Linked DNA regions of Mus musculus: region 1 is linked to region 2. A link is a loop called in an ENCODE intact Hi-C map of the cell type or tissue named here. Cell type or tissue: gastrocnemius. All regions are shown on one strand. Links, peaks and the distances in the headings refer to the core of each region. The heading gives the core; the rest is flanking DNA.

Region 1 (16,892 bases), core at 4,053-12,052, 150 kb after region 2:
CCTCCCGCCATCAGATTATCTCAAGTGCTCCCTTATCTTTTGGAGACACAACACAGATTTCTATTCACACCAGATAGGGAGACTAGGACAGAACAAAGTGCAGAGCAGCAGAGTTGAACTTGGTAAACTATACATTTCATTGGGGTTACTTAGAGAATTATGGGTGAGAGGTTACTTACAGAAGCAGAAATGACTCGAAGACAGAGGCATCAGCAAAGTCCACCCAACACAAGTGACATCTCACAAAAGCTGGGAAATGGGAGCATACTTACAGGCTACAGATTCCTCCACAAATTGGAGAGTTTTGGGGGGTAGCTCAGTTGGTTGGAGCACGTCCTTTTCAAGTGACTCAATTGGTCTGTATATCTTCTAGGCACTTTGGCTGCTTTCTGCTTCTTCTTGGCAGTTAGTCTGGTCTGAAAGTCTCCTTTGCAGCTGGCTTTGTCTGAGAATCTTCATTGTAGCTCTGCTTCCCTAAAGAAACTCTCAGCAGCCACTATTGTTTACTCTTGAGAGGGTGCCCTAGTGTATCTGGTCAGTTTCAGGGACTTCCTGGAGCTACTTTGAACTGTGTAACTTCTGGATAAGGAGCTTCCCTGTAGGATGTAAGGTATTGGTCTCCTAGAGCACTCCACCCTGATCCTGCAGCTCTTACATTCTTTCTACCACCTCTTCTGTAATGGTCCCTGAGGCCTTGCAAGGGGTGACTTCCATATCTGTTGTATCTAAGAATTAGGGATGCCTTATGTATCTTACATGTGTTGAGTCTGAAAATTAGGCCACAGAACCACAACAGTCACTTGATCACATGAGCTTCAATGGTGCTCATGAGTTGATGCTGACATCTTCTATGATCTATGACATAAAACCAAGTTGTTTATAAGGAAATTTGACAGGCACACATAATACCATCTAATAAAACAAAAGAAGTCTAGGGGTCTGCAACCCTATAGGTGGAACAACAATATGAACTAACCAGTACCTCCAGAGCTCATGTCTCTAGCTACATATGTAGCAGAAGATGGCCTAGTCAGCCATCATTGGGAAGAGAGGCCCCTTGGTATTGCAAACTTTATATGCCCCAGTACAGGGGAACGCCAGGGCCAAGAAGTGGGAGTGGGCGGGTAGGAGAGTGGGGGGTGGGGAAGGGTATGGGGGACTTTTGGGATAGCGTTTTAAATGTAAATGAAGAACATACCTAATAAAATATATTTAAAAAAAATAGAAGTTGCTTCCCCATTGTGACCACCCCATCTAGAGGTTTTTGTTCAAGCCAGATATGAACTCCCTCCTGTGGAGTGGGCCTTAAATCCAATCAGAAAGCTATTAGTCTTACCCATAACAGCCTCACTACTACTGAATGAGGGGAACATTCTTCTCATTTCTGTCTGGAATGTCAGTGTGTTAGCAATCAGGGTCCATAGGTAAGCAGGAATGTGGGTGACAGTTCTTTACCAGCAACCTTCATGGTATCCTCTGACACTATGATACAGTCCAGCAAGGTGGGAGCTTCTAGTTCTGTTCCAGCTTAATTGAAGCAAGTCCTATATGGTGAAGGTCAGGCCAAAGCACCGTCTTCAGCAAGCAGCAAGCACAGTCTTACTTTCTAGTTCTGGCATACAACCAGCAAGTATAGCAATAGAATTTATGGTTTGTGGGGGCTCTAGGGTTTCCACAGCCATCAACTCTCAGGTAGGCAGCCCATCCATGCAGTGGGGTTTTCATTTAGTTACCATGAGCCTTCTGGAAGTATCACTGTTCACACAAGTAGGCTCCCTTTTGTACCTTTTCCTTTCAATTATGCCCCTGGTAGGACTCTGAAGTAGGCAGAAGTACCATTGTACCTGGGTGTCTCTCTAATGGCTTGTCAAATCTGCAAAACACTCGAAGCTGAGCATTGTGTTATCCATGTAACAAAACTTTTATCAGAGACTGGACAGTACACAGCAATGTCCTAAAGCACCACCCCATAACAAATGGTGGGATTACAAAGATGATGCAATTGAAGCACTCAAAAAGTCTGTTTCATCTGTTTTATGCAAGTGTCAGGTGATCCCAGATGTTCACAATTAAGAAGATACTAAAGTTGAACATAAGCAATATCAAACACAGCATGGAATGAATTCATCTGTTTGTATCAATATCAATTCCTCCACAGTTCAAGGTGGGTACAAAACATGGAGAAAATCTAACTTAATTAGCTTAAACAATTCTCAGTCGTTTTCTTTGAGTTGTTATGTTCTTGTATCTTGGAGCTCCTGGATGGAGTCTTCATACATTTCTCTATCCATGACCAACTCGCTGGATCTGAGTTGATGTGAATAGACCTACTTGGGACCAAAGGGACACATGGCCTTGCTCTTGCCTGATGCACCTGCTAGATCCCTAGGCCTGGAGAGTGCAGGGTTGTCACTGTAGCTGTTGCTATAGCTTGAGCTTCACCATTCAACAAATTTGATTGAGAGTCTATAGCATGAACTTTTTCTAAAAAGAAATATACTTAGTCTTCAGGAATATTCACCTACCTACCTCTAGCTTGATCATCTTCACCTGAATTCTTTTATCACAGATGCCCTCTGCCAACCATTCCTCATGCTTTAAAGCCTTCCAGAAGCCCTTTAGCACAAAATTTGGATTTTCAGCAATGTTTTTCTTAGGAACTCTGGCTAACATAAAGCATTCCAGGTTTATCTCTAAGTAACTCAGACAGACCTCTTCCTCTGCTTTACCATACTCTTAGTTCGTCGGTGGCCAGGGGGTGGGGGTGGGGCTTTCTCACTTTACAGATACTGTTTCCTTGATGGTCACTCTGACCTGCAAAAGCCTTTTCTACAATATAAAGTTCTTACCCCCACCAAACTGCTCCTCACGGTTCTTAAAGTTCTTTACTGACCTGGATATTTGCTGGGTCAAACTTTGCTTAGCTCTTCACGTGAATGTTCTTTTATCTGTCCTCGTGAACTGGGGTTCAAATATAGTGTCTCTTATTCTAAGTTCCCTCAGAACTCAGATCTCCTGTTCCTGCTTCGCTGGTCTTCCAGCCCCTGCCATTTAGGGGGCCTTCAGATGGAGTTAGCCATGTGTTACTATTGGCTGTGATATGCCAATCTATTAGGCATGTACTTCCCTCAGACAGTCTCGGGTCATGCATTCTGACCCTTAATGAAGGATGGGAAGTTGTGTTTCTCAGTTTTCCTCCTTTCACAGCTGTCAGACTGATTCCATTTGATTTCTTTCTTGTCCCAAAGCCCCATGAGCTAGATTGCACCAGGCTCTTTTATTGCTAATTTAAAAGCTTTCCCTAATTCCTGAAGTTTAAGTGCTGAATATTTCCTGATAACCCTAGGTTCTTGTAAGAGGCCAACAGTAAGGCCCTTCCTGCTTTTTTTATTACAGATTTTTCTCTCCTTTCCCACCAAAGTTTGGACTTGAAGGGCATATTCTATTTCTCTTATCACCTTTATCTCAACTGTTCTTTTCCTCATTTTGTTGGCCAAACCAGAGGTTTAGATGAGGAGGATGCTAGCCATATCTCCCTTTTCCTATTTCAGTACATTCTTTAAACAAATGACCCTCACGATCATATCTGGTGGATGTGATATGGTGTTTCTTATACTAAATAAGTTTTCCTAGAGGTGTCCAGTTCCACACACAGTATGAAGTTTTTCCACTAACACCCTGAATCTTATAGTTGCCCTATATATATTTTGGCTACTCCACAACTTCCATTTGAATTGATGGAGAACCCAAAAGTTAAATGGCAGATTTTCTTCAGAATTCTATTTATCTGAGTCACATCTACAAAATGGTATAGGACCTAACTAATTAGTTATGTATATTGGAAGACACAGAGTCCCAAAATCATGTAAGTACTAGGAAACGTGAATGTGCCTTCATCAAGGAAACACCAGCCATTTCCTCAGAAGAAATCCCGAGAGAAGATCTACAAAATAGCATTAGAAATATTTTTAATCGCGTACCAAATCCAAGAATAAAAGCTTCTTTAAAGCAATGAAAATATGGCCATGGGTCGGATGCAGCAGGTTAGGTAGTGTGGTTGCGGTGGTGGAATTTGCTGAGCATTTCCTAGACCTCAGTAGGCATATCGGTGGCTTTTCCCAAGGTTGCCAAGACCCGGCAGCGAGAACACAAGAGAACGAAGCCAGCCTGGCTTTTGAAAACACCTGGGTTCTGGAAAAAAAGAAAGATTACAAACTTCGAGCAAATGACCATCATAAAAAACAAGATTTCTTCACAATTCTCTGGAAGAAGGCTCTTGAAAAAATTTCAGAAGAATTCTACATTAAAGTGACTCCGGCCAAAATCCAGGATGGAGTTCGTATTTTTAAAGAGAGCAAGGAAGAAGTAACAGCTGAGCAGCTAAGCTGATGAGAACTCAGAACATCAAGTACATAGAGAGGAAAAGGATTGCAGAAGCAAAGAAAATTGAAAGACTGAAATCAGAGCGCCATCTGCTGGATTTCCAGGGAGAAGCAGCAGAATAAGCACCCCCTTCCCTTCCCCTCTTCATCTCAAATGCTGGGATTAAAGGCCTGTCCCACCACCACCCAGCTGAAAATGTAACTTTTAAAGATAAAAAAAAGTTATATGTAAGAGAACTCAAGGCTCATTCTAGATTCCCTCCAGTGGCTTCCCAGAAGACAGGTAACTAGTGAGCAAGAGTGGACACTGATAACCTCATCAAATTACAAATGACACCACATCAGAGTCCCTTCCGCCTGGATGGAAAGGACTCCTTCAGGTACTTCTAACCACTTGTTCTGCAAAACTTCAAGAGCTAAATCTTAGATTTATATTTCTCAACTCAAACTTTTACCCACTTCTGAGGACACACTCAAATGGACTCCAGGAGAGCTGAGTAAATCTCATCTTCTATCACAGTGGTGAGTGAACACCATACACACAGAACTCAAACCATCCTCACAATATTTATACCTCTCTCTTCCCATACCTCTAAAACCCTTTTAGATTTATATATATATTTTTAAATTGTCTAAGTTACCTGGAGTTTTCCTTCGTGTGTTTCCTAAATGATAAGAAATCTAAAGGTGCTCACTGCATCAGAGGCCACAGAAAAATGAAACGGGAGAACTGATTTCATAGAGTTGTCCTCTGATCACTACACGTACACCGTGGCACTTGCACCCCACCACACAAGTCACCCTGTCTTGCACAAATCATACATATATACACCCATTAAATTTAAATAACAGTAATCTTAATTTTAGTGAAACTACATATGAGGAAGATATTATCTCTCACCATGCTTTTGTTGTAGTTACTTGCTTATCTACATGTTTTTCCTTAAACTAACTCTCCAACCTTAAATAATGAAAAAAAAAATAGGGCTGGAAAGATGGCTCTGCTGTTACGAGCATTTGTCGCTCCTGCAGAGTACCTAGGCCCAATTCCCAGCACCCACATGGCAGTTGACAACTATAACTCTAGTTACAGGGGCCCTGGTGCCCCTTTGTGACCTCCCCACACAACAGAAAATACAAGTAAATATTTTAAAAATAGAGGCTGGTGAGATGGCTCAGTGGGTAAGAGCACCCGACTGCTCTTCCAAAGGTCTGGAGTTCAAATCCCAGCAACCACATGGTGGCTCACAACCATCTGTAATGAGATCTGACGCCCTCTTCTGGAGTGTCTGAAGACAGCTACAGTGTATTTACATATAATAAATAAATAAATAAATATTTTAAAAAATATATTTTAAAAATATTATCCAAAGGGGATAAAGAGGTGGCTCAATGGTTAAGATCACTGACTGCTCTTCCAGAGGTCCTGAGTTCAATTCCCAGCAACCACATAGTAGCTCACAACCATCTGTAATAGGATCTGGTGCCCCCTTCTGGTGTGTCTGAAGAGAGCGATGTTTGCAGTTACGTAGAATAAATAAATAAATAGAAAAAAATTATAATTTTTAAAGTTATTCAAGACTGTCAACACTTTCATAAAATAATTCTCTTATTTTCAGTATAACATTCAGTTTTTAAATTGACAAGGGCACTGGGCGTGGTGGCGCACACCTTTAATCCCAGCACTTGGGAGGCAGAGGCAGGCAGATTTCTGAGTTCGAGGCCAGCCTGGTCTACAAAGTGAGTTCCAGGACAGCCAAGGCTACACAGAGAAACCCTGTCTCGAAAAACCAAAAAAAAAAAAAAAAAAATTGACAAGGGCTTATTTTATATCTTCCAAGTGGAACTCCATTTGGGAAGGTAACTATATTTGAAATGCAAATTCTTAGACCCCCTAAACGATAAAACTTCTTCCTACTAATAAAGAAGAAAAAAAGTAAATGAGTCCAACCTAGGGTTACTATGCTGCTCTTACTGTTAAATATGATAAGGTACAGCTTGTCACAACCATCCATAGCTGCAGCCACGGTGTTTATGAGTTGGAGGCAGGGGGATCAAGAGTGCAAGAGAAGTCTCTGGATAGCAAGTTTGAAGCCTGCCTGGACTCCAGGAGATCTTTTCTCAAAAACCAGATAAGGGCTAGAGAGATGGCTTAATGGTTATGAACACTGGCTGCTCTTTGAGAAGACCTGGGTTCCAACCCCTCCACACACATGGCAACTCACAACCTATCTGCAGCTCCAGTCTCAGGGGATCTGACACCCTCTTTTGGACTTCGTGGAAGTCTGCATGTAATGATACACAAACATACATGTAGCCCAAACACCTATCTACATAGAATAAAATGTAAATGATAAACCAAACAATAAAAAAAAATTGCCAGCAAAATGGCTGGGTGGATTAGGACACAGACTTAAGGTTCACTCGTGCTTATTAAATATCAAGGGAAAGCAGAACTCACTGTTTTGCTTTCAGTGTTGTGTAGAGAATTATGAAAAGACTAAATACCACCTTTACATAAAAGGTACCACTACTGCTGAATAAAACTGAATAGTAATTCCATACATATTATTTATTTTTCATATATTTCTTTAGTAAAACATTCGTGTCACATTGAGGAGGACAAAGTTATACATATGCTGTAATCCGCACACCTAAAGTCCTGACAGGCTGTGACAAAAGATTGGGCACAAATAGTTCTTCCTCTACCGTCAGTCAGCTGACACAGGGGAGAGTCTTGCGGAAAGGGGTTTGGGGTAGAAATCCAGTCGGTTACTAGAACTAGGTACATGCTAACTTGCTTTTTTTTTTTTTTTTTTTTTTTTTGTCTTTTTGTTGTTGTTTTGGTTTTTTGTTTGTTTTGTTTTGTTTTTCGAGACAAGGTTTCTCTGTGTAGCTCTGGCTGTCCTGGAACTCACTTTGTAGACCAGGCTGGCCTCGAACTCAGAAATCCACTACCTCTGCCTCCCGAGTGCTGGGATTAAAGGAATGCGCCACCATGCCTGTCTTGCTAACTTGCTTGAACCTTCAGCTTCCTTATCCCTTAGTTTCCGTTTGCCTGCATGTCTGCCTGCCTCACAGGATGGCTGGTATGAGAAACCAAAAGAATTACAGAAAGGGACTTTCAACATACGCTTAGGGGTTGGGCCTTGGCTCTGTCGCAGGTAGAGATGCCTGGAACCACAATTTGCACGCGCGTGTGTCTCGTCGGTCAATGGAATCCTTGACCCGGATGTACTACTGTACATCTCCGCAAACCCCGCCCAGAAGCAGTGGTTAGTAACCGGAAAGTCTCACGTTTAGCGGGCGTCCCGGAAGCGGAAGCAAGTCCGTTTCTTTTCTCCGTCCCTTACGTTCGTCCTGCGTTGTACCTGTTGTGCCAGGGCGGTTCGCTGAAGCGGTTCGGAGCGTGAAGAAGAGTGGAACCCTGAGTTCCCGGAGCATCAGCAGCCATGGCGGATGTGACTGCCCGCAGTTTGCAGTACGAGTACAAGGCGGTGCGTGTGGTCTCGAAGGACCGGTGCAGACAGGGGAGGTCGTGGACAGCCACGGACACTTGAGCGGGAGATCAGAGCTGGGTGAAGGATGGATTAAAACACGAAGGAAAAACCCCGTGGAATTTGGGGCGCTTGAGAATTTAGGAGTTGGGTTTTCCCCAGCCCCCTCAGCGCTAAACTCGCACCTTCTTCTCTTTACCCGCAATGTGCCCAACATTTTACCCAAATGTGGGCTGTTGTGGATGCTCTTAGGAGCGCTGGTCGTTCACCTTCTCAGACAGCAATAGTGCTCGCGCATCGTGTAATGCTATGTTATTTCTTCTTAAGAGCATGATTTTTTTTTTATTCCACTGTTTTCCCATCATCTGCTGTCACTGTAATAACAGGATTCAAAACTATACATATCAAAGTTTTGATAAAGTATGATCTTTTCAGAACTCAAATCTTGTGCTCCAAGCTGACCGCTCTCTCATTGACCGGACCCGCCGGGATGAACCGACGGGAGAGGTTCTGTCCCTGGTTGGGAAGTTGGAGGGAACCCGAATGGGAGATAAGGCTCAACGGACCAAACCACAGATGCAGGAAGAAAGACGGGCCAAGTAAGTACTAAGGGGATGCTGGATGCTATTTTTCCATCTAATGTAAAGCCCATCTTTAGCATTAGAGCAGTAGTTTTACTCAAGTTTATATGGAAGATGAGTGGTGTGTGCACAACAACCAAGGTTTAGAGCTTCTTTGGATTTAGGTGTAATGAAGTGGAACAAAATCTATTGATACCTTTTACTGACTCGTTTCTGATTCATAGATGTTAATTTTCTTCCGGTTATCTTTTTAAAAGATCTGTTTTATTTTTAATTACGTGCATGTGTATGTTCGTGTGGGTTTGTGCACACGTATGCAGATGCCTGTGTGGAGGCCAGAGAGGGTTTGAGAGTCCCTGGAGCTAGAGTTACAGGAGGTTTTGAGTTACCCAGTGTGGGGCTAAGAACTGAACTTGGGTCCTCTTGGAAAGCAGTACTGGGGTGAACAACTCGACTCTTCTCTCCAGCCCCATCCCCGACTGTTTTCAGGACTTGAGTTAATCTCCTCTCTGTAATTCACCTCCACCATGTTGTTACAAGCTTCTCTCCCCAACCCTTCTCTCCTTTTGTTGCCCAGCACTTCCTGATGATTTCTGTTGTCTTTTCATGTTGGTGGGTTCATTTCAAAAGTTAAATACTACTTACTTTATTTTGCCTGCCTTGCTTTTCTTTTCTCTTCTTCTCTTTTCTTTTCTCTTCTTTTCTTTCTTCAGAACAGAGTATCTTGCTCTGTAGACCAGGCTGGCCTTAAACTCAGAGATCCACCAGCCTCTGTTTCCTGAGCACTGGGATTGGAATTAAAAGTCCTGTGCCACCACCTCCCGGAAAATTGTGTTTTCTTTCCCCTCCGTCCCTCTCTCTCTCCCCTTTTAAAAAATATTTATTTTATGTATATGAGTACACTATAGCTCATCTTCAGACTGTAGCTGCCTTCAGACATGAAGAAGGCACCTCAGAAGAGGTCATCGAATCCCATTACAGATGGTTGTGAGCTACCACGTGTTTGCTAAGAGTTGAGCTCAGGACCTCTGGAAGAACAGTTAGTGCTCTTAACCGCTGGGCCATCTCTCCAGCCCTCTCCTCTCTCTTACTATGGAGTCTTAACAATCCCCAGGCCCTGTTTGATTTGAGTGCTTATGTTTTAGAAGAGCTTAATTATTGTTCCTTGGTCCTTCAGTTTTCAGAGTCTGACGTCTTTTCTAGTTGTTTATTGGGAGTCATTAAGAGTAAATTCCACTGGAGCCTAGTTTCTCTCACTCCTAAAAAGTGATGGATGCATCTAAGGTTAAAAAAAAAGTCTAAATCATATTATAAAATCTCATATGGATATAAAAAGATGTACATTTTAAGATAATGGAGACTGTATCTCATTGTAACAGCATATCAGAAGATGGCACATTTTCTTTCTATAAATCTGTCCCATAAAGAAGTGCTTCTTCAAATCACTAAGGTCTGGTAGGAGTTAATCATTTTGATTCATGTTCCTGCCTTCACATATTAGACGTATAGAAAGGGTAAGCTTGGCTTAGGAATGGCCAGTTCTTCCATTCAGCATCATGTTGTATGTCCTTTAGGAGGAGAAAACGTGATGAGGACCGGCATGACATGAACAAGATGAAAGGCTACACGCTGCTGTCTGAGGGCATTGATGAGATGGTGGGCATCATCTACAAGCCTAAGACGAAGGAGACCCGAGAGACCTACGAGGTGCTGCTCAGCTTCATCCAGGCTGCGCTGGGAGATCAGGTGAGCCAGTCTTACCTCTGGATTTTCCCAGTAGGATGGGGAGGGCAGTACCATTCGAGCAGAGAAGTAGTGAACATGTTCCAGGTCAGAGGCAGGCTGCTGAGTGCCTCTTTCACCTAGAGACATGTGGCAAGCTGTTGTGCAAGTTGTCTTCTGCTTCTGAAGACCACCTATGCCCCCACGCCCAAGCGCTCGGGCTGTCTCCAGGAGCTCACTAGTTTTAAGCACATGAGGCAACACTGTGTTAAGTCCTCAACAGCTCCCTCTAGGCTTGAAGGTTGCTTTTGTTTGTTGGTGTGAGATGAGGTCTCCTGCAGCTCAAGCTGACATCATACTCACTATGTATTTAAGCATGACCTTGAACTTTGGTTTTGTTGCTGCTTCCCATGTGCTAGGATTGCAGACTTGTGCCACTGTGTCCTGTTAACGAGTGTTCAAAGCCCAGGATGCTGCATATTTTCTTGTTTGCTTTGTATGTATATACACCATATAGCCCCAGTACCCTTAGCAAAAGAGGTTTCAGATCTCCTGGAATTTGAGTTGTGATTTTTCTTTTGAGCCATCATGTGGGTGCTGTGAATTGAACCCAAGAGCAAAAGCAACGCAGTCCTAACTTGTGAGCCACATCTCCAGCTTGTGTAGTTTTGAAGATGCATGCTTCTTTACTTTATATTGTCACAAAGCTGGTCAGTGCCCTTCTACATATTATTGTTGTACGTTGTTTGTATTCTCAGCCTCGAGATATTCTTTGTGGAGCAGCTGATGAAGTCCTGGCTGTGCTGAAGAATGAAAAGCTTCGAGACAAGGAGAGAAGACGGGAGATTGACCTGCTGCTGGGTCAGACAGATGATACCAGATACCATGTGCTGGTAAACCTGGGCAAGAAGATCACAGACTACGGTGGCGACAAGGAGATACAGAATATGGGTACCTGAGCTCTTTGTGTCCAGACCATGTTTTGTGGTTGTTGGCCTTTCTGTTGAATACTCAGCATCTTTGTTAAAATTTTAGAATAGCATTGTTTCCATAGCTTATGTTGTGTTGCTTAAAGAGAATGGTGATCTGCAGGCCTTTTGGCACAGGCTTATCCCAACAAGTCAGCCTGGTTTGCATAGCAAGTTCCAGCTGCAGGGTTCCTAAGCAAAACCCACCTAAGAAGAATAAAGTGGAGAGTTATCTCTTGATGTTTGGTTGTGAGCCTTATCCTTTAGTAGCTGAACTATCTCTGCCACCCTGGCAGCCATTTTTAAATTGAGACCTATTGTGTAGACAGTGAGAGAGAGCAGGGAGGGCTTAGGAGCTGAAGAAGCAGAGCAGGGTAGAATCCAGGTTGGCAGGCTTGAGAGGCCTTGGTGCTTGTTTTCGTGTTGGTTAAGTCTGTGTGTTCTGGCCTGAGAGTAAGCAAGCCAGGCAGCTGAGGAAATGGGCTTGAGTGTCTCCACACTAACCACTGCCCTCTCTTTGTAATCCCACATCTCCTCAGATGACAACATTGATGAGACTTATGGTGTGAACGTGCAGTTTGAGTCTGATGAGGAGGTGAGTGGCTTTAAATGGATCCCTTCTGTTGTGTGATGTTACCAAGGTAGTGGGAGCTCTTCTCATAAACTGAAATTCCTAGCTAAATGCGTTTTACAGTGTTTTGTGGTATACTTACAAATTTTGTGTCATTCTGCTTAAGAAGTTATTGTGGTTCACGTTAGGTTCTTTTAGAAGCTAATCTAAACTAGTAGGTGTACACTGACAGTTTATAATAAACCAGATAGACCAATGAAAGTAGGAAGGAGGACTGAGAAATGCCATCCTGTGGGCACAGTGCAGTTATTGCAATCATGAACTCAAGCAGCTGCACTTACTTACTGTGGGCCTGTCCAAGACTGGCCCTGTCAACACCCAGTCAGAGATTGGGGAGGAGTCTTCTCCCTGCTACCTAACTATTGGTTATTGATAGATTATGGAAAGGGGGTCATTATCTTCAGTCCTGTAACCACTTCTAAGCCTTCTGGTCTCTGATGGTTAAATTCAGTGGGTCACAAATAACACAAGGAGGCATGAGTGTGAGAAACAGATGTGTAGGGAAGAGGAGGCTCCGTGAGGTGTGGGGAGCTGCAGTAAGAGAGCTTGGTATGGGGGCTGGCGAGATGGCTCTGTGGTTAAGAGCGCCGACTGCTCTTCCGAAGGTCCAGAGTTCAAATCCCAGCAACCACATGGTGGCTCACAACCATCTGTAACTAAATGTGATGCCCTCTTCTGGAGTGTCTGAAGACAGCTACAGTGTACTTAAATATAATAAATAAATAAATCTTTAAAAAAAAAGAGAGAGAGAGCTTGGTATGCATTGTGTGCGTGCATGAAATTGTCAGAACCCATTTAATCAATAAAGAAAAAAGATAAAGCACATCTTCAGTGACGTTGTGTCCTGCTGGAGTGTTTTAACCATAGTATAGTAATTCACGGCTTTCGAGTTGTGGGCTAATTGCTAGTTTAAGAATGCATATTCACCTAAGAGTATGGATGTAATTGTACTTGGCTATTTAGCTGTTGTAGCAGCTCCTGGGGTTAAAGCTTGCCACTTCTAGATTATAACTAAATATGAATAGTGGGACAATTGAAAAAGGAAAGTTGAACCAGGAATGGTAACACAGTGCCTACATTCCCAACAGTCAAGAGGTTGAGGCCAGCTAGGCTACATAGTGAAATTCTCTACATGTCTCTTAAGTCATTTTTTTTTCAGATTTATTTATTTTATGTATGAGAACACTGTAGCTGTACAGATGGTTGTGAGCCTTTGTGTGGTTGCTGGGAATTGAATTTAGGACCTTTGCTCTCTCCTGCTCAAAGATTTATTTATTATTGTAAATAAGTACACTGTAGCTGTCTTCAGACACACCAGAAGAGGGCATCAGATCTCATTATGGATGGTTGTGAGCCACTGTGTGGTTGCTGGGATTTGAACTCGGGACCTTCAAAGGAGCCGTCAGTTCTTTTAACAGCTGAGCCATCTCTCCAGCCTGTCATTTTTAAAGTTGGTTACTTTAGAGTTTTCAGTGAGTGAGTTTGTGTTCTGAAAAAGAAAGTACCAGTCCTGAAATGTCCTGGAAGATAAGATGTTACTGGAGTCAGGGTGAGCACTGAACTGAGAGCCAAGGAATCTTGAGTTTGAGCCTGTATCTTAGGCAGGTCATTTTGCCTCGGTTTCTGTTTTAGTAAAACAAAATGCTACTTCCTACAGAATAGTTAATTGGTAGAGTTTTTCTTTTCTCTTCCTTTCTTTCCTTCCTTTCTTTTTTTCTTTCTTTTTTTTTCCAGACAGGGTTTTCTTTTGTGTAGCCTTGGCAGTCCTGGACTAGCTCATTAGATCAGGGCTGGCCTCAAACTTACTGAGTTCCACCTGCCTCTGCCTCCTGAGTGCTGGAATTAAAGGCATGTGCCATCACTGCCCAGCTGTTAATTTGTAGTTTTAATTAGGAACAACCTGATACAGATTTCCTTGCTCGTAGCAATTTATTTAACAGATGTTAATTATTGAACATGATGTTTAAGTCCACAGTCCACAGTTGAGATTATGCAAACTAAGCATGATGTCTACATTTCTGGCTCACAATCTACTTTCCTGTGTATTCGTCTTCATAGCTCCTCCATTAGCCAGTAGTCTTAGTTTGATATTATCTGTGTTTCAGAAGGAGCATATGATCCCAGTGTTTGATATTTGCAGCTAAGGTGAGAAGCAGAAAAGAGGATAGATACATCTAATAAACCCATTCCAAATGGTCATTCCATTGATATTCCTGGAATATGGTTGATACACTATTGGCTTTACCCCAAAGCCGTTGTTCTAAGTATGGAGCTTACTTAGAGTGATAGAAAGCAGGACCTGTATGACACAGGGCCAGTTCTACATCTGTGTTGAGATTGTATTACAGGTAACATTGTCTCCATAGGAAGGTGATGAAGATGTGTATGGGGAAGTCCGAGAAGAAGCTTCTGATGATGACATGGAAGGGGACGAAGCTGTTGTGCGCTGCACCCTCTCTGCTAATGTAAGTACAGTTTGTTTTAGTGTAGGCCAGCTTGCTTCTAAGTGAAGGACTTCCTCTTACTAAGACACTCACTGAGCCGTGGTTGGTTTTTCTGGGTGGTGGCTACTGTGGATTGAACCCAGCTTCAGGCATGCTAGGCCAGTGCTCCACCACTGAGCTAGTGTCATCGTTCTCAGCTTTTGGGGTTTGGAGTTTTGTTGTTGTCCAGGCAGGCTTCAAACTTTTGATGTCTTCCTCATCCTTCCTCTTGAATGCTGGAATTATGGCATGGACCACTGTGCCTGCCTTCCAGACTTCCTTTTGATGGGTATTTGGGTTGTTTTTAAAATTTGATACATAGATAACATTGTAATGACAAGAGTATTTGAGTGTTTTGTTTGTCTTTTAAGGTAGGGTTTCCTTGTGTAACCCTGGCTGTCCTGGAACTTGATCAGTAGACCAGGCTGGCCTTGAATTCAGAGACCCGCCTGCCTCTGCCTCCCAGGTGGTGGAATTAAGGCATGCACCACCATTGCCCTTCTGAGTATTTTATTTTTGTTTGTTTGTTGTTCTGGGGTTGAACTTACTGTCTTGTGCATGGTGAATGCTCTAGCACTGAGTTATAGAGCAGTATTTAAAGAGACTAAAAACATTTTTATTTTGAGAAAGGGCCTCACAAAGTTGTCTGAGCTGGACTTAAACTTACGCTATAGCTCATGCAAGTCTTGGAGCTTTGTCAACTCAGCTTTCTAAGTAGTGGGGTAAATTTACAGACCTGTGCCAGTGGTGTTTTGTGTGTGTGTGTGTGTGTGTGTGTGTGTGTGTGTGTTTCTGACATAAAACTTGCTGGGCAGCTCAGACTGGCCATGAATTTGGAATCTCCTGCATCAGCCTTCTTAGTGCTGGGATTGCAGGTGTTCCACCAACCTCAGTTTGAGCCTTATTAAACAGTCAGTATTTTGATTTTCTTAGGACATTAGTCAGTTGTTTCTCTTCCCAAAGACACATGTTAATGAAATCTTAGTCTGGTGTGCTCCTGAATGCAGTGTAATAGAGCTGCTGCTTTCTGGAAAGGCCTCAGCAGGTAGCCTATGGGATGGTAGGTAACTTGGGTGGAGCATGATGAAGAGACCTAGTGAGCCACATGCCTGATTTCCTTCTTAGCTTGTAGCCTCAGGCGAACTGATGAGTTCTAAGAAGAAGGATTTGCACCCTCGGGATATCGATGCCTTCTGGCTGCAGCGACAGCTCAGTCGTTTCTATGATGATGCCATTGTGTCACAGAAGAAGGCAGATGAGGTGTTGGAGATTTTGAAGGTATGGATAAAATAGTACTTGTATTCCATGTGTCTTGTCAGAAAGGGTCAGTGTTTGGAAGGCAGCTATGCTTACTGCAGTGCCGACAGTGCAGGGACAGTGTTTGAGGTTGCAGATGGCTGTACTCATACAGTCTTATTTTCTCTCTCCAGACAGCAAGTGATGACCGAGAATGTGAGAACCAACTGGTTTTGCTCCTTGGTTTCAACACGTTTGACTTCATTAAAGTGTTGCGGCAGCACAGGATGATGAGTGAGTAGACTATGCACTTTTCTTGCTGTGTGTGTGCGCACGCGCAAGAGTCTGCTGGATTGTGTTGGCTTCAGTATCTAATTACCTTCTGTTTGCTCAGGAATAAAAGGAGGTTTTATTTCACTGTCTGCAACTTTCTCTCCCTATTGTGTTTGGCAGTTTTATACTGTACCTTGTTGGCCAGTGCTCAGAGTGAACCTGAAAAGGAGAGGATCGTGGGAAAGATGGAAGCTGATCCAGAGCTCTCCAAGTTCCTCTATCAGCTCCATGAGACTGAGAAGGAGGACCTGATCAGAGTAAGGACTGTTTTGTCTGTCCGTCTTGTTCCTTGTTCAGTGTTTGAGGTAATGAACCATATCTCTGCGTTCTCTGGAGTTGCTCAGGGTGCAAGTTAGAGTCAGCACACTCATTTCTGTGGTTGAGATCCTGTTTTCATCCCCAGTGCCATGGGGAACCTGTTTACTACAACCTGGGAAAAGAGCATGTCTGCTTAATGTAGAACACCATTCCTCCCTGCCTTTGGTGGTTAATTGTTGACAGTCTGCTTCTGACGTTCCTCTTTAGAACACTGCATCACCACTGTGTTTGCTACCTCTGACTGATTTATTTACTTATTTTTATAGTCTCTGGCAGGTCTCAAAATAAAGTGATGTCTTTGGTTTGGGGATACATGATTTAGCACCATGATTGAAGCCCAATCCAGAAGGGACTGCACGGGACAAGCACTCAGGCGAACAATGTACATGATTGTGCTTTTTCTTCTCCCCTGCTGCAGGAAGAAAGGTCCCGGAGAGAGAGAGTCCGTCAGTCCCGAATGGACACAGATCTGGAAACCATGGATTTGGACCAGGGTGGAGAGGTGAGTGCCGGGCTGTCCGCAGGCTGTTGTGGCTGGAAAGCTCACCTGCTAAGCCTGTTTGTGCTTTGCCTGTTTCCAGGCTCTGGCTCCAAGGCAGGTTCTGGATTTGGAGGACCTTGTTTTTACCCAAGGAAGCCACTTCATGGCCAATAAGCGCTGCCAGCTTCCTGACGGGTCCTTCCGACGCCAGCGTAAAGGCTATGAAGAGGTGCATGTGCCTGCTTTGAAGCCCAAGCCCT
Region 2 (8,000 bases), core at 1-8,000:
TTGAGGCTCCTTCCTCTCAAATGACATTATCTTGTGTCAAGTTGACATAAAACTGTACAACACAAGATCAGATACAACTTGAGTTCTCTGGATCCTGTGCCCAAAACACATGGTGTCTTCTACTTACCGTCCACTCCTGAGAAGCACCAAGGACAATAGCAGCAGCTTATGTGTTTGGGGAGTTTCTTGGACAGCCCTGACTAACAGCTCAAAAGAGGGCTCCTCGTGTTTAGTGTGAAATTTTTGGTCAGATAGTCTATGGCTCTTAGGGTAACAGTGTCAGCCCAAATGAGAAAACTTCACCTAAACTGTGTATGGATATGTGTATTTTTACATAGACTTCTTTTAGTTCTGTGTCTGATACAGACAGAGTAGGTTGGGACAGAACACAGGATGTGCAGGTCCATCTATGCCTAGAAGTTGAATATGGCTTAGATGAGATAAGATCAGGTAGCCACAGAGTACTGGGTTGGTGTGCAGGATGTGGGTCCTGGTCCAAGCCTGGAACTTTGGGAATAGATCTGGGGACCAGGGTGAATGTGACAAAAGGAAGATCAGGTGGATTCACCTGGCTAGACACTGGAAAAGGATGTGCAAGATATGGTTGGGTGAAGAATTTGGTTGTGGCATATGGGGGGGGGGGGCGTGAAGGTTGTGAACAGGTAGGGCAGGTCTTGGCAGACGTATAGAGCTTACTAGTAGCATAGGGAAGGGTGACCTGCCTAGGCCTGGCACTGGGTGTGGGATTTACAGTAGATCTGGAGGGTACAATCAGGCTGACTTACCCAACTAGACCCTAGAGAGGGTCTCTCTTTAAAAAGTTTAAAAGATAATTGTGCCAAAGTTATATGAATGTACAATCTAGTCTCCCAATGCATGTTTGATTGTTAACTCCTGACTTGCTTAATTTTAATGCAGGCAGATGCGTCTTTATCTTTTCTGGATGGTTTTGTGGCTGAAGGACTCAGTCAGGGAGCAGCACCTTATAAGCCCCATCACCAGCGCCAAGAGGAACAGCTCTCTCAGGAAAAGGGTATACTTCCATCTCTTTATCATGAATCGGTTTGTTTTGGTTTTAGTTTTTGTTGTTACCGAGCAGGGTGTGCTTACCGTGTAGTGCAGGCTGGTCAAGAATTCCAGACAAAGAATCTACCTGGCTCTGTCTCTGTCTCTGTCTCTGTCTCTGTCTCTGTCTCTGTTTCCAGAATGCTGGGATTAAGGTCGTGTGCCACCACACCTGGGGAGGGCTGGCACTGAATAATGTGAGCATGTCGAGAAAGGTTCCAGAAGCAGTCCTGGTCACTGTAGGCTAGTGACTCATTTTCACTGTGAACAGTCTCTATATTAGATTTTCTAACAAGATTTTCTAATTAGTTATGCCATGAACTCACAAGGGCAAGAGCTTTTTGAACAGCACAGCCTGTGAGAGGGTCTTTACAGTGACCTTGGTGGAGAGGAGACCCCGGAGTCGTTTGCATGGTGCCTGGAAGTTGCTTCTGTAAAATGGAGAGGAGTGTGGACTGTCGCTTATGGTTTCAGGACAGCGACACTCATGACAGTTCCAGGCTGAAAGACCTCAAGAGTTTGTTGTTTGTGCTATGCCAGAACACGTTGTTACAAATGGTGGGGTCAAAGAGTTGCTAAGCATATTGTTAGCTTTTACAGAGCTTTTGATTAAAACTTTTATTAAATTTATTTAAAGTAATTTTCAATTAGTATACGAGTATACGAAGTATTATTATGGCATTTTAGCACACATTTGTGTTTGTTGATTCTCTGACCACCACCATCTCCACATACCCTTTTTCTCCCTTTTACCCCCAGTGGCCTCCTGTGTGGTCTCCCATGTTCTCAGCACTTTCCCTCGTGGTCCCCTGTCTAGTTGCAAGCCTAGACCTAGACATTCACATATGAGAATACATAACACTGAAGACAATGTGTGAGGAACATGCAGACATCTGGTTCTCTGAGTCTGGGTCACTTTATGTACTTTAAAAACCTACCCATTTTCCTGCAAGTATCCTAATTACATTTGTTTTATAGCTGAGTAAAATCCATTGTGGATATGCACTACATTTTCATTATCTGTTGATGGACATTCAGGCTGGTTCTTGGTATTGTGAATAGAGCGGCAATAAGTGTGGATGAACAGTGTCTCTGTAGTGGAATATAAAGTCCTCTGAGTATATGCCCAGGAGTAGTACAGCTAGGTCATCTGGCAGTTGTGTGTTTCACAATTTGGGAGACCCCCCGCCCCCCGCCCTGGCTTTCATAGTGGTGCATGACCTCCTTCCCACCTATAGGGGTCAGGCCTCTTCTCTCACCTCGTCCTCACCATCCTCATCCTCTCCACCCTCTGTCTAGTGTTCTGACCGGCGTGAGATGGAGGCTCAAGGTGTTTTTAATTTACATTTCCTTGAAGGCTAGGGAATATTGAACACTTTTTTGAGACATAAACTTTCTATGTAGTCCTGCCTGTATGGAATTCCTGTGTAGACCAAGCTGGCCTCAGATTTGGAGATAAGCTTACCTCTCTGCTTCCCCAGTGCTGGGATTAAAGGTGTGGGCCAATATCCAGGCAGGATGTTGGGCACTTTGAAGAAATACTTCCGGCCGTGTGTTTTCTTCTGAGAACTATCCACTGCTCATTTGATTAGCCCATTTATTGATTGGCAGGGGTTTTTTGTTGTTGTTGTTGTTGTTTTTGTTTGTTTGTTTTTTTGTGGTTGGTGTTTTGTTAATTTTTTTTTCAGCTCTATGTATTCCAGATCTTAACTCCCTCTCTGAAGTATAGCTTCCAAATATTTTCCTCCATCTTGTAGGCTGTCTGTTCACTAAGCTGATTGTTTTATTTACTATGATGAAACTTATTTATTTTATATAATCCCTTGTAAATTCTTGATGCTACTTCCTGTGCTTTTTGGGTCTTGTTCAGAAAATTCTTATCTCTAAGCATATTCTCTATAGGGATCTGCAGGTGGTACCCAGTTTTGCCAGCACCATTGTTGATGAGGGTATTGAGTTTTTTAATGTATGTTTTTAAAACCCTTGTCAGAAATTCCATGAGCATATGTGTGGTTTTGTCTAAGTCTCTGTTCTTTCCACTGGCCTGCGTGCATCTTTGTTCCAGGGTCTGCTGCCATTGTCACTCTGGCTTCCTAGTGACGTTTGAGTCAGCTATGAACACCACCAGTGGTGTTCTTTCTGCCTGAGATAGCGTTGTATATTCGTGGCTTTTGTGCTTCTATATGACTTTTTGTATTGTTCTAGTTTTGTGAAGAATGTCATTGAAATTTTGATGGTAGTTGAGTTGAGTCTCTCTAGTTTTTTCTTTGATTGGGTTCTTTTGTTTGTTTGGGTTTTGTTTGTTTTTGTTTTTTTGTAATATAGCGCCTGCCGTCTTAATTTTTTTAATTTTTAAAAAGATTTATTCTATTTATTTTATTTTTCTGTGTGTCTATATGTGAATTGTATATGCTTAGTACCTTTAGAGAACAAAAGAGGGCATTGGATTCCCTGAAATTGGAGTTACAGACAGTTGTGAGCCACCATGCTGGGAGTTGAACCTGGGAATTCCCAAGAGCAGCAAATGTTTCTTTTTTTTTCCCTTGTTCTATTTTTTCCTTCCTTCCTTCCTTCCTTCCTTCCTTCCTTCCTTCCTTCCGTTTTTTGTTTGTTTGTTTGTTTGTTTGTTTGTTTTCAAGGCAGAGTTTCTCTAGCTGGCTCAGAACTCCACCTGCCTCTGCCTCCCTGTCTCCAGAGTAAATAAAAGGCCTGCAGCGCCTCCCAGCTGCAACAAATGTTCTTAACCCCTGAGCCTACTCTTCAGCCCCTTCTCACACACTGTTTAGATGATGAACCTTCTATTTTTAACCCTTCCATCCTTTCTCACTCTGTTACTTGTTTTAGTTTACTGATGGTCACAGCTTTGCATACTGGAGTGACATTTGATGCATTGTCCTGCGTCTGAACTGATAGGTTTGCCAGTTACAGTTAGGTTTAGCTAATTGGTTTTTAAAAATGAGGTCTTATTCAAAACATATGGTTATTGTTCGTTCCTGTCTAGACAATCAAGTAGTTTGGTTTTAGCTGTGTAATTATGAGAACTCCAGATTCCGTCTCTCGTTGTGTTCTGACATCTTTGGTGTTTCACTTCATGATTCAAGATGGCTGTTTGCACGTCAGCAACCAACCTGCAGTATAAGCAGTAGGCAAAAGGAAATGGGAGAAAGGAGTTTCTTTACAGGTGCTTCTCCCAGATGTTGCACGCAGAACATGTGAATAATTTAATTGACCAGAACATGTAAGCCACGTGGCAGCAGAATCTGAAAATGTCTCCTCTGGCTGCCTGGAAGAGTCTGCTTCTTAAAGAAAGGGGAATGGATGTTTGGCATCTCCTCTGCCACAATAATAATAGGAATTTCCTGGTTCTGATTGAATTGATTTAGGTTATATACATATTCAAAAGATTTAGCATGTGAATGAGTAAACACTGTTTTTGAGTAGGGAAGACTCCCATTGAGAGTGCCACCCACTCATTTGAGGTAAACATTTACCCGGAATGTTCCTTAAGCAGACCGTGGCCACCACTGCACTTTAGCCCACTGCTCTTTTATTCTTGTAATAGCAGCAACTTCTCTGTGTACCTGGTTTACTTTTATAGTTTGCCTTTTCTGACTGATTTCTTTTTAGCTCTGTAGGGAGATAAAAGGATAAAGTGAAGGCTCGCTTGTTTCTGTGCAGACCTAAGTCAGTGGCGGCCACTGTACTCGTGCTGCACAGGACTGGTTAGATTAGATATAAAGCTCTCTTCTGGAAAGCTGTCAGCCTTTTAATTACTTCAGTAGTGAATGGAATCTCACATTTTATTTTTATGCTTTGTTTTAATATGAACCACTGTTGCTGTTTTAAAATTATAGTTCTCAATTTTGAACCATATGGACTATCATTTTCTTCATCTGGCTTCACTGGACGACAGTCTCCGGCTGGCATTTCCCTGGGCTCTGATATATCTGGAAACAGTGCCGAGACAGGGCTGAAAGAGTAAGTTTCTTTGTAAAGTTGAGAACTTGGCATGCTTACCTCCCTCCAGCATCCTGCCTGCTTCCTGCCTCTGTGTGTGTCCTCATAATTATTATTTTCTCGTTTTAGGAATTCCTCTGAGAAGTTTTCATTTTCAAATAATGCAAAAGTAAAGCCATATTTGTGACTATGTGCTTAATATTATTGAAAGGTTCCTAAGAACTATATTCTATATGAGATTTTTTTTAAACTTGCTCCTAGTTATTGGTTTCAAGTTTCTGATACTATATACTATGTCCTTAAACTTAAAGACCTTATCTGCCTTCCAAGACAAAATAAGCCATGGGTAAGATTTGCACATGAGATCTGGAGAGATGGCCCAGCAGTTAAGAGCCTGCATTGTTCTTACAGAGGATAAGTTGTCACAGCAAGTTCACAACTGCCTGTAACTCTAGCTCAGATGCCCTCTTCTGGCCTCTGTAAGCACCCACATGCATGTGCTCATACATGAAGACACACATACACATTAATTTAAAAAAAGATTTGCGCATAATGCATGTTACTGCCACATATGGTAAAATTTTAAGAAGCATATTGGAACTTTTGTTACCAGATAAGTCTTGAGCATATTCATCATTCCTTATTATTTGTGTAATTTTTCTGGCAAATACTTCTTCTAGTCATCTTAGTAGAGCTGTGACAGATACAGAGATGAACATGAAATAAGGTCATGTCCAGCTTTAAGACATTTTTTTCAATCAGTGATCAATGTGGGAAGGCCTAACTCATGGTGGGTGGTGCGTTCCCTGGGCTGGTGGTCCTGAGTTCTTTAAGAAAGCAGACTGAGCAAGCCAGTAAGCGGTACTCTCCATGACCTCTGCATCAGTTCCTGCCCTGATTTCCTTTGATGATGAACAGCAATGTGGAAGTGTAAGCCACATAAACCCTGTGCTGTCCAAGCTGTTGTTTGGTCATGGTCTGACATTGTCTGAGGAAGCTCTGTTCTTTGTGCAGAATGTTTTCAGAGGCTCTGGGGAGAGAACTTAACACTTGCTATTGCAAGCATGAGAACCTTGGTTCAAATTCCAGCACCCATATGAAATGGCTGTGCATGCCTGTAATTCCAGTATTGGGTGGTGAAGACAGATTCTGGGAGCTTGCTGGTTAGCCAGCTGTCCTAATTAGGGGTTTTGGTTTGGTTTGGTTTGTTTTTTTTTTTTTTTTTTTTTTTTTTTGAGACAGGGTTCCTCTGTGTAGCCCTGGCTGTCCTGGAACTCACTTTGTAGACCAGGCTGGCCTCAAACTCAGAAATCTGCCTGCCTCTGCCTCTCGACTAATTAGGGTTTCTTATTGCTTCCATGAAAGACCAACTTGGGAACCAAAAAACAACTTGGGAAGCACAGGGTTTATGTTTAAAATTTGTTAATCTTTCAATGAGGTGGCTATAAAATTTCCCAGAAATGATATAGATATGATGAATGATATGGTATATAAAATGGCAGGAGTTATAATTCTGTTTTTTTTTTTAATCCATTTCCCTCCCTGGTCTAACATCCTTAATTTCTTTCCTAGACATTTAATTTTGGCATTCCAGATGTGGTTGGTGGGTTTGTGATGGTAGAGGTGACGGCCATTAAGGAGTTTACACAGAACAAAGCAACAAACAGACGCAAAGACTGTCCAGACCCAGGGAGAAGGCTGTCCAGTGGACAGTGTTCAGGGTGATGTGAGGGGCTGACCTTATAGAGTCTGTGTGGTTTTGTGTCTGTTGTATGTGCTTTATTATTTAGAAACAGAACATGAGAGACTAGTTGAGGTGTTGTACTTTTAAATACACAGTTCTGCAGAAAGGGGTACCAGCATAGGGAAAGGGCAAAAATGGCTGGTGCACTAATTTGATACGAGACAGTGGTTTTTAACTTCCTGATAGAAAGAGAGCCTGGAGAGATGGCTCAGCAGTTAAGAGCACCAGCTGCTCTTCCAGAGATCCTGATCAATTTCCAGCATCCACATAGCAGTTCATAACCATCTCTGGGATCCACTGCCCTCTTCTGGTGTGCAGATGTACATTCAAACAAAACATTGATATACATAAAATACTTTTTTTAATTTAAAGAAAAATCCCAAATGAGAGAAATCCCTGTATTTCCATAGGCTGGAATTTGCCCCCTTCTCGAATTCTCCATCTCATTGTTTTAGGGCACTAAGCCTACAGTGGGCTCAGTCACATAGCTTGGAACTTTCCACCTCTAGAGTTCTGATCCAAGCAGGGACAGCCGCTAGCTAGAGGAGAGAGAGTGCTAGCCCTCCTGCTGACCTGTAACTTAGTGCTGAGTGCATGTGATACTGCAAATGGACCATAATGATTTTTTTATAGTGAATAGCTTTCCAGATAAGACTGTTGCTCCTCTTCTACAGTCCCTGGAAAGCTGACAATAAAGTCAAGCCCAAGTTAGAATTCCTTTCTTACAAGTTCATCATTAAACATTACTCTACCAGTACACCATTAATCTTTTGAAGATTTCTTGCCTAGGATTTACGTGTGTATCTTCATGGTCTGACTTACAATAATACAAAAGCACAATTTAGAAAATTATGGATTATTGCAATGCCTTCCAAATCCAGACAAAGATGACTTATATAGAAAGCAGTGTTTACCGACTTTTTCCATATATGAGAGGTGGCCTAATGTTGCTCTTGTGTGCTTTTTTTTAAAATTTTTTTATTTTTAGGCTGTTGACTGAAATATGACAAATTTACACTGATAATAGGTGTGTAATTAAATGAAATAATTGAGAAAAAATCTGTAGACTCCTGTGGCCTCTTCCCGTTTGCCTGTGAAATACATTTTGCAATAGCACAGAGTATGCAGAATTTTTAGGAGTACCCTTTGCAACCATACCTGTGGGAAGAAGTATCAAAGAACACATTTGGGAAAATGAAGAAGAGATAAAGTCGTGTCAGTGACCTTGAGAGTT

The links. A loop is a pair of places that touch in the nucleus more often than their neighbours do. Peaks named below come from ENCODE experiments on the same cell type or tissue, not always from the same donor. Only the 100,000 strongest peaks of a DNase experiment are listed, where the experiment ranks them.
Region 1: it touches region 2 in a loop (2.1-fold over the local background); 3 of 42 quality-filtered maps call a loop at or near these places.

The regions. Positions count from the first base shown.
Region 1 is chr2:127,200,660-127,217,551 of GRCm38, forward strand. 1810024B03Rik (RIKEN cDNA 1810024B03 gene) reads right to left here and starts at 7,621. Exons shown (of 2, transcript NM_198630.2): 1 at 7,516-7,621. Snrnp200 (small nuclear ribonucleoprotein 200 (U5)) reads left to right here and starts at 7,727. Exons shown (of 45, transcript NM_177214.5): 1 at 7,727-7,879; 2 at 8,315-8,478; 3 at 10,035-10,206; 4 at 10,941-11,133; 5 at 11,690-11,745; 6 at 14,148-14,246; 7 at 15,390-15,542; 8 at 15,695-15,794; 9 at 15,954-16,090; 10 at 16,570-16,653; 11 at 16,733-16,892. The coding sequence starts at 7,835. In gastrocnemius, for the core only: CTCF peaks have their summits at 4,483 (motif pointing left) and 5,867 (motif pointing left); DNase peaks (open chromatin) are centred at 4,475, 7,658 and 8,376; H3K4me3 peaks cover 2,168 bases; H3K27ac peaks cover 1,570 bases.
Region 2 is chr2:127,051,262-127,059,261 of GRCm38, forward strand. It overlaps Ap4e1 (adaptor-related protein complex AP-4, epsilon 1), which reads left to right. Exons shown (of 21, transcript NM_175550.3): 15 at 919-1,033; 16 at 4,920-5,043. Among named protein-coding and RNA genes, the nearest start is that of Blvra, 15 kb to the right of the region's middle. In gastrocnemius, for the core only: no CTCF peak of the experiment used is centred there; no DNase peak of the experiment used is centred there.